Regions from separate parts of the Homo sapiens genome. Here region 1 is linked to region 2. The links are chromatin loops, found by intact Hi-C in ENCODE. Cell type or tissue: heart left ventricle. All regions are shown on one strand. Each heading gives the region's core, and the rest is flanking DNA. Links, peaks and the distances in the headings are about the cores only.

Region 1 (4,402 bases), core at 293-4,292, 65 kb after region 2:
GCAGCCTTCAGCCGGTGGCCGAAGGCCCAAGAGCTGCTGGTTTGACTCCAAGAGTCCAAAAGCTGAAGAACTTGGAGTCTGATGTTCGAGGGCAGAAAGCATCCAGCACGGGAGAAAGATGAAGACTGGAAGACTCAGCAAGTCAAGTCCTTCCACCTTCTTCTGCCTGCTTTATTCTTGCTGCACTGGCAGCTGATTAGATGGTGCCCACCCAGATTGAAGGTGGGTCGGCCTCTCCCAGTCCACTGACTCAAATGTGAATCTCCTTTGGTAACACCCTCACAGACACACCCAGGAACAATACTTTGCATCCTTCAATCTAATCAAGTTGACACTCAATATTAACCACTACTCTTGGTCTGGTAGCACTCTCGAGATAGCACCCTGTTATTCTTGGACACACAGTTTAAAAAAGCACTAATACGTAAATCAATTGAGCCAATGTACCAGTGTGCAACTGGATGTTTTCAAGCCTGTTCATGAGAGCTTCTGGCATTCTGACATTAAGGTGCTGTTTATTTTGCAGGTTGTTGCACATGTTCCTATCTTGCTTTTCCTAGAGTTCTAACTGCCTGGGTGCCACTGCTTTCATAATCCTTGGAGTCAAGAAATTATTTCAGACTGATTATTAAAGCCTGCCATGTGTGTTTTCTATGATGAAGCAAAGTAATCTATTATTCTGACTGAACATAATACAGAAAAAAGAGACTTCCCTAATTCTGTGATATTCTCATAGATTCCTTTTACAGACTTATTTTTGGCTGAACAATATTCACATCCTGGGTATTCAAAGATTTTTGTTTAACTTTCCATTTGATGTCATGACCATTATGTACTGTCTCCACTTTGAATGTCTGTGACTTGCAACTAAGTTTTATTTTTCCCTGTTTTTCTCCCAATAAACAAATCAGCCAAACATTTATTAAGAATTCACTAAATGGAAATGAATGCTAAGGGCAGGAAGAATGAGAAACTCAAACCCAGCCTTTTGGCATTCTACTAGACCTACTCAGATAACTCGAATGGAAGGCAATGTGTGATGTGTTATAAACACAGGCATAAATACACTGCTAAGGCAGTAAGAGGGAGAGGAAATTGGAACAATCTGGGAAGGTGGAATTTAAGCTGGGTCCTTGAAAGATGAATAAGAGGTGAGACTCCAGACATTCCAGGCTTAGGGACAATTTTGCACACTTTTGAGTGCAGATTTGTTAAAATCAGTGAACATCAGCTGGCATCCTGGAGCCTGAAAGCCACGAGTATTTGAAAATATTTTTGAATTTCAATGTCTTCAGGCCTCAGGTCTCTCCTTTTCTCCATGAGTCCCACTGTACCTCTAAAGTTATAGAGGAAAGAGCAGGAGAGGAAAGAGCAGGAAAGTTATAGAGGAAAGAGCAGGAGAGAAAGTGCTCCAAATGTTGCAGCACAGTCAGGATGCATGGAGAACAGAACCAGTTATCTGATTTGGCAATTAAGGAATCATTAAGCAGCTTTGATAGGAAAAATGTTAGTAGATAGTGGGCAAGAGATCCAGATGCAAATAGGTTGGTGAGTCACTTGTACTTGCTATAGCTTCACATATTTAGTCTCCCACTTTGTGTTGTCCATTAAAGCATTTCAGCTGGGTCCCTGGTTTAAATGTATTGCTTGTGGGCAATCATAGGGTTAGCAAGAGTTGACTGCAAGGAAGGAAAAAAAAAAAAAGAAAGGGAGAAGAGGGCACACTGGTGGCAGGCTTTAAGAGGGGTTGCAGCTCTTCTTCAGTGGGGATATGGATCTAGGATCTTTAATCCCTTTGAGGAGTGGTATTAGCAAAAAGCACTAATAAGGAATGCAGGAGAACCATCAGTGTAATATTATCGTTACCGAGAAAACTGGAAATCACCTAAATGTTCATCAACAGGGAACTGATTAAATCAATAATTGATTATTTATACAATGGGGTACAACAACGCAAGTAAGAAAAAAAATAAGCGTGAAGAGATAGAAAGATCTCTAGGATAAATTATTTAAAAATCAGAGCGCAGAAGAGTATATGTAATAGGCTCCCATTTATGTTCGCATATATATACAAACTTCTAGGAGGGTGCATACAAACTGTTAACATTTGTTATATCTGGGGAGTGAAAAATGAGGATAAGAGAAAGCAAAAATTTTACTTTTGAATTTATACCCTTAACAAATAGTTAAAAGCAACTCATATGATGACAATGAGTAAGTATTAAAGAATACTTACAGTACTTCCCAGGGCTGACCTGAAATTTAGTATGAGGACAAGCAACTACTGTTATAAAAGGACCAATAGATACCAGATGTTAAATTTAACAACTATTAAATCATTTAATTTAGTAAGTGGTTACTGAGTAGGTTACTGTCCAATCCTTAAGCAGCTGTCAATAGAGTACACGGACAAGTTAATACAAAGAGAAAGGTAACAGATATGATGTGAATGCATGGGAAAGCCAGGTAGTCAGAGAAGACTTCTTGGTGGAGGTGGGGATTAGGGTTTGGATGGGTGAAGCAGAAGAAACACAGAAAGAGCAACAGAATGAGAAGACAAGAAAAAACATGGTGGGCTTTTCAACGGACATGGAAGGGAAGTCAATTTGGTGAGGACTTGTCTCAAAAGGGATGGCAGAATGCTGCCTGAGGGAGGCTGGACCCCCTTACCAGGTAGAACTTCCTCTCTAATCCATAGGCTTTCGATCTCTCCCTATCACTGATACCCCAAGGTCGAAAGGACTGGGTCCTCAGGCCAGTCTGTCCTGTAGATTCACATCTTGTTTCTAATAGAAACAGTAGAATCATCTATTCAGTTATTTTTCTAAATTCCAGTTTACTCAAAATGACTGCATACTTAATTTTTTTGATAAGGCTATGCTTTTCTGCAAATCTCTTCCCCCCTTAAAATTACATTAGATAAATAATAATTCTCATTGCCCATTTGGTACACCTGGTCAACCTAGGCTTGCCTGCTACCACTATTGGGGAATTAACCATTTGTGCTATAGTATTAATATAGCAAAGAAACATAGCCGGTTGTTTTGGAGAATGACTATATTAAGCCTATTGACTGTTTATCACTAGAAAGAAAATATTGAAGCACTTTTATTACAGAAGTCCATTGGAGGCTATAGGCAGTCTAAGAACAACTGAGGAAATATTAAGAGAAAAAAGAGAATATTACCCTATCACTAAAAACTCTCCTGGCTGGAATCATAAAACAATCTGTTCAATGGCAGGAAATAATATATCTCACAACATGGGAAATCTTGGGTCTTGGAGAACTTTTATCTTTTATTTTGTCACAAGTAAATTAGAAAACTCCATGTACAAGGGGAAGAGAGGATTATGAAAATACAAAGGCAGTGTCCAAGTGGCCCATGTGGCAGTGGGTGAGCTGTACAACCAGGAATCAGCCAGGACCATCTGCTGATCAGTAAACAGAAAGTGCTGACTTATGGTGGACCAGAATTCTGCTCTAGTAGCTAAGAATAAAACACCAAGTTCCTGGTCCCTTTTCAAAGCACTCATTGGCTTTCTTCAAGTTGGAGAATATGCTCCAGCTTGGATCAAGAGTGAAACTGGAGAAGCTACACAAGATGGGCATTTGGCCTTTCACCAACATGCTTGTTCCTTGACTTGGCTCTCAGCAAACCCCATGCAAACATTCAGCATTTCACGGCTGAGGCCACACACAGAAGCCATCAGGTGGAGACAGCTGCAAATGTACTTTCTCACACTCACGCTGGGGAGAACAGGCAGGGAGGTGGGGTAAGGGAAGGTCAGGAGCAGGGTAAGAAGGAGGCCACCTCATGAATGTTTTAAAATCCTTCCCAGGTAGCCCACAGATGTTTCTGTGGCTACCAACCTGAGAAAAGCCATCTTTTAAACAGCAGAAATCTCACTCGTTCCCCTGTCCCACTCTCTCCCTGTCAATCCCCAGGACATGCCACAATAAGTTGAGAAGCTGTAAAGATCTGTGGTAAAAAGAAAAAGCTCCAATATGTCTGTGGATGTTACCTAAAGAAGCCCCGAAGTCAAGGAACAAAGTAAAAAACTGTGACTAAGAGTTGGAAAAAATATTACTACATGCCACAAGACATTAGGAGGAAAGTATGTGTGCCAAAAATCCAGAGAGGCTCCCAGAAAGTTCCCTCTCAGCAACCCCTCTCAAGGAGAACCAACTTATTGTACTTTACACATAATTGCTTTTCAGGTCTGCCTCACAAATAATTCCTTGGTGAATACCTAAGTCAGCAAAACAACAGGAATTTTTATACTGATCCTATAATACTGGCAGGGTGGTGAGCTGCAGGGCTCAGTTGGGGCAAACACATAAAAAATTGCCAACTTGCATAAGAAGTTTTTATCTAATGTAGATGATGCAGAAAATGTGTCC
Region 2 (4,402 bases), core at 197-4,196:
AAAAATGAGAACAATTCTAAACCATTATCTTCTTTTGCTTATTGCTGCACAGATCACTTGGTGCCACTTGCCCCTGCAGACCTCCACTGTATCTTATTTATGGAATACATCTGAAGGTGGCCCAAGGCTGTGGAAGGGGGTCAGGAGAACTAATGCCTCTGTAGACTGACTACTCAAGGTCATCATGCCTGTATAGCTCAGGCTTTCTGATCCAACAGGAAGCCATTCCCACCCAGAAAAGCCTGCAGGTGCCATGTGGCAGAACCATACCCTGCTCCAGCACCATGCTGGTGACACATTAACACTCGGGGCAAGCTTCCACTGTGGGAAGGATCTGTGTATGCACGAGAAACATTTCCCCTTCCTTCTTCTCACTAATAAGGGTGAAAACATTTAGGCAGTTCATAGGTATTCCCCACAGAGGCATTTATAAGCCTTCTTTAACAGTGGCTGACAAGTGTCTCTGAGACTGACAGCAATCCAGGGTCTTTCTTTTTTGTTCTCTAAGAGCAGGGGCATTTTCTGCCCATGATTGCCTTGTTTTAGTGACATGCATCTGTCAGTTAGATATTAAAACAGAGTAATAATGGGAAGATAATATGCTGGCTCTGTCCACATACTTTGAGAGGGAAGCATTCATGAAAAATGTGTATTTTGGGAAATCGAGATGCTCATGTGCCCATCTGCATTTCTATTTAGTTTGAAATTGAGTGTAGAATAGCAAAGCAGTGAAAGAACAAATAATGTAGGGGTGGACTCTGAGGAGATTCTGAAATGGTTCTGCAGACACCAGTGTGGGGCTTGTTGCTCTAAGAAGGAGGGGAATGGGTTAGGAAATGCATGCCAAGGAGGCTGGCCAGGATGAAAGTGGTTTTTGTTGTAGTTGTTGTTGTTTTTTGGTTTTTGGTTTCCCTAGAATGCATTGAGAGCTGCTGAACCAATGAACCAGCAGGAAACAGCTTCCATGACTCTGTAAGTGGAGGACTTTCACGCATTTTGAAAAAGAGCAAATACTTTCTTATAAAGCCAAGGTGAAAGGGAAGTGCACACTATAAATAAACGAATACAAGCAATTTGGTTCCCAAAGATCTTTCTAGTAAATGGTTCTGTGCTAGAAAGTAATATTATTACTCAGATACTTAGATCTCTAGTCATATGTTTAGGTCCTGACTTCTTGGCTAGTGTAAATAAAAGCATATCCTCTAATACATACATGAATACACACACACACACACACACACACACACACACACACACACAGGCTCTATAGAAGGCCATCTTTATGCTAGCAATTCGTTGTAAAATCTCATCATCCTAGACTTGACCACAGAGCCCAGTGACTACTAAAGTATAATCTCTACCGCAAAGTTGTAACATGAGGATAACAGAAGGAAAATAGCTGCCATTATATTGGGTGGGAATAGTCAACTGGACTAGAGTAGAAGCCAGAAATCACTAGCCTCACCAGTAAAAACTGTTAACAATTTTCTTTTTAAAAAGCAAAGCGGGGGAAGGCTATTTGGTGATAATAATAATAATAATAATTCAGCATGTGAGCGTTGGAGTTAGATACCTTGGGTTTGAATCCCTTCGATTTTCCATCTACCAGTTATGCCTCCTTAAGCCAGGGATAAAATAGTGCCCATCTCAGAACATTTGAGGATTAAATGAAATAACATATATAAAGTGCCTAGCACAAAGCTTAGCACACAGCAAACACCACTGGCTGCAAGGATTGTGTTAGGGCCACAGCAGCCTCAAATGTTTCCAGGGTGCCCTGTTGCTTTTGCTATTTCTGTTCAAGCCAACAAACATTTATCACTATACTGACATTAACATGAGAGGCAGAGTGGAGAAGCAGAAACAAAGCTCAGGAATCAGACACATGGCTGTGAGTACTGGCTTTTGCCACCAGTTACTAAAGGTACAACCTTGGATAAGTTATTTAACTTTTCTGTATGTCAATTTGCCCACCTGTGAAAAAGGAGAAGGTGACTTCCTCGCAGTCATTATAAGACTTTAAATTGTGGTTTTAAAGCCCACAGAGTCTTTAAAGTGTCTTACCCAGTGGGTGCTCGCTGAGTGGTAGCTCTCATCATTATTAGAGTATTATAGAAGGCTCAGGAAAGGGACAGAGGTGGGCCTCTTGAATCTTGCCACTGGATGGCATGATCCTGGGCTGGGGAGGATGGGCCAGAGCTTGTCATTGGAACAATGGGGTAAGTAAGACTGAGGACACATACGAAGGCACAGTGGGAACCTAAGGAAAGTAGGTGTTACTGGAAGGTGAAGTATGCAGAGAATATTATCTTAAAATACAGCATCAGTACAATATGGAGTACAAAATTGTCTCCCTTTGTTTTTGGCTTCAAGGGGTAAAATACGGGGCTCTGGGGAGCTAGGTGGGCCACTATAGCTCTAGGAGCTTTCCATTTATCCTCCCCAGGTTTTCCCAAGAGCCAGGTACCATTTTGGCTCCAGAATGAGGTAGCTACTCTGAAGCATTTTGTACAGATACAGAGGAATGAATGGTCCTATTTTTTTCTGGGGAAGAGATATCTTTTCTCCCCTTTCCTAACAACAAAGGGAAGAATCAAACTAAATTTGTACTTCCATTTTCATCTGCTGATCCCAACACTTCTAGAAACCAGGGACTCTCTTCATCTTGTTTACGCAGAGCTCAGCACAGGACCCACTTAGATGTTTACTGGGCACATAGTGGGAAATGTATGGTTTCTAAAAAAATAAAATAAAACAAAACAGGGACATACTAAAGTGGAAATTTACTACTTTTGGGTATCTGGGTCATAAGGATCTGGACATTTGAAAGAGGCCAGAATACACTGTATCATGATTTTTATTAAGTTCTACTTTCAAGGTTACATAAAATATGCATCCTGTTCAGTAGCGGAGAAAATACAACCAAAGCTAATCCATGATGATAGTGCATATATACACAAACAAAGCATGCTGATGTCTCTAGCCTGGTCTGTTCATAAACTGGACTCATTTCTTAGATTTACAACGATAATCACTATGGCAAATTCAATAACAGAATTTTCCGCTGTATGCCTGTCATTCTCTTTGGTATCTCTTTTTTTTTTTTTTTTTGAGACAGAGTCTCGCTGTGTCGCCCAGGCTGGAATGCAGTGGTGCGATCTCGGCTCACTGCAAGCTCCGCCTCCTGGGTTCACGCCATTCTCCTGCATAAGCCTCCCGAGTAGCTGGGACTACAGGCGCCCACCACCACGCTCGGCTAATTTTTTGTATTTTTAGTAGAGACGGGGTTTCACCGTGTTAGCCAGGATGGTCTTGATTTCCTGACCTCGTGATTCACATGCCTTGGCCTCCCAAAGTGCTGGGATTACAGGCATGAGCCACTGCACCCAGCCTCTCTTTGGTATCTTTTTAAAGCCCTTAAATGCTTTTGATTTACATAAAACTAAAAGCTGGGAGAATTAAAAATTACACAGATAATGAAGATGAGTTCCTAGGTGAATTACCCATTACTGTGGAGGTTTTTGGATATTTTCATTAAAAAGAGTAAAAAGGCCATCTAAAGATACTTGTGTATCTACAAATGATTGTAAAGTCATTCTCTTTATTTCTTTCCAACTCCCATAAGCCTCTTTTATTAGCTTCAAGGAATGAAGCTCCAATCTGCTTCAGTAAACTGCATTATTTTTTAAACTACAAAAACATACGCGATTTCTTTACATGAGCAATCTTCTTTAATGGCAATGCAGTCATTGGGAAGACTGCATTCACAGGAATAGTTTATAGAACTTCCCTCCACCTGACAGAACCTCTCTACTTTCTTCTTATTTATTTATTTATTTTTTTTACAATATTATTAGGACCCATTGCTTTTTCACAAGTGCTTGGCATATAATGGGCACTTAAGCATATTTGCTGACTCACTAAATGAATAAATACACTAGCTGGATATCAAAATTTATATCCAGGTTAGGTGACACAATCACAGGGCTAACACAGACCTCCTATTTAGAAATACAATATCTTCTATCTGACTTAACTTCTAAGCAGTCCAGTATTAACTGCTATTTGATGGTAGCCTCTATTTTTTTTTTTTTGCATGAATTTTGGATAATCCTTATGTTCATTACCAGACTTGAAATCAGGCACTCTGATCTAGGGGTTATTTAGGAAAATTAAGAGGCAGGCCATGAATCTGAACTCTTAACTTAGTAATGGCTTGCAAGCATCTCTAAAACAAAGCATCCCTAATTCCCTTCCCTACTTGCACATAAATCTCTTTAAGTTGGTATGGAGAATATTGTTGAAAAAGAAGATTGAAAGGAAGAAAGAATGAAGGAAGAAAGGAAGGAAGAAAGGAAGGAAGAGGGGGAAGAAAGAAAAAGAAAAAATAAATGACGAAACG

Evidence for each region. Hi-C counts contacts between places; a loop is a spot of excess contacts. Peaks named below come from ENCODE experiments on the same cell type or tissue, not always from the same donor. Only the 100,000 strongest peaks of a DNase experiment are listed, where the experiment ranks them.
Region 1: a loop joins it to region 2, with 2.1 times the contacts of the local background. A loop is called at or near these places in 1 of 110 quality-filtered maps.

The regions. Positions count from the first base shown.
Region 1 is chr5:126,994,845-126,999,246 of GRCh38, forward strand. All of the region lies in intron 1 of MARCHF3 (membrane associated ring-CH-type finger 3), which reads right to left. Among named protein-coding and RNA genes, the nearest start is that of MARCHF3, 34 kb to the right of the region's middle. In heart left ventricle, for the core only: no CTCF peak of the experiment used is centred there; no DNase peak of the experiment used is centred there; H3K27ac peaks cover 706 bases.
Region 2 is chr5:126,930,352-126,934,753 of GRCh38, forward strand. The region is part of intron 1 of MARCHF3 (membrane associated ring-CH-type finger 3); the gene reads right to left. Among named protein-coding and RNA genes, the nearest start is that of MARCHF3, 98 kb to the right of the region's middle. In heart left ventricle, for the core only: no CTCF peak of the experiment used is centred there; no DNase peak of the experiment used is centred there; H3K27ac peaks cover 321 bases.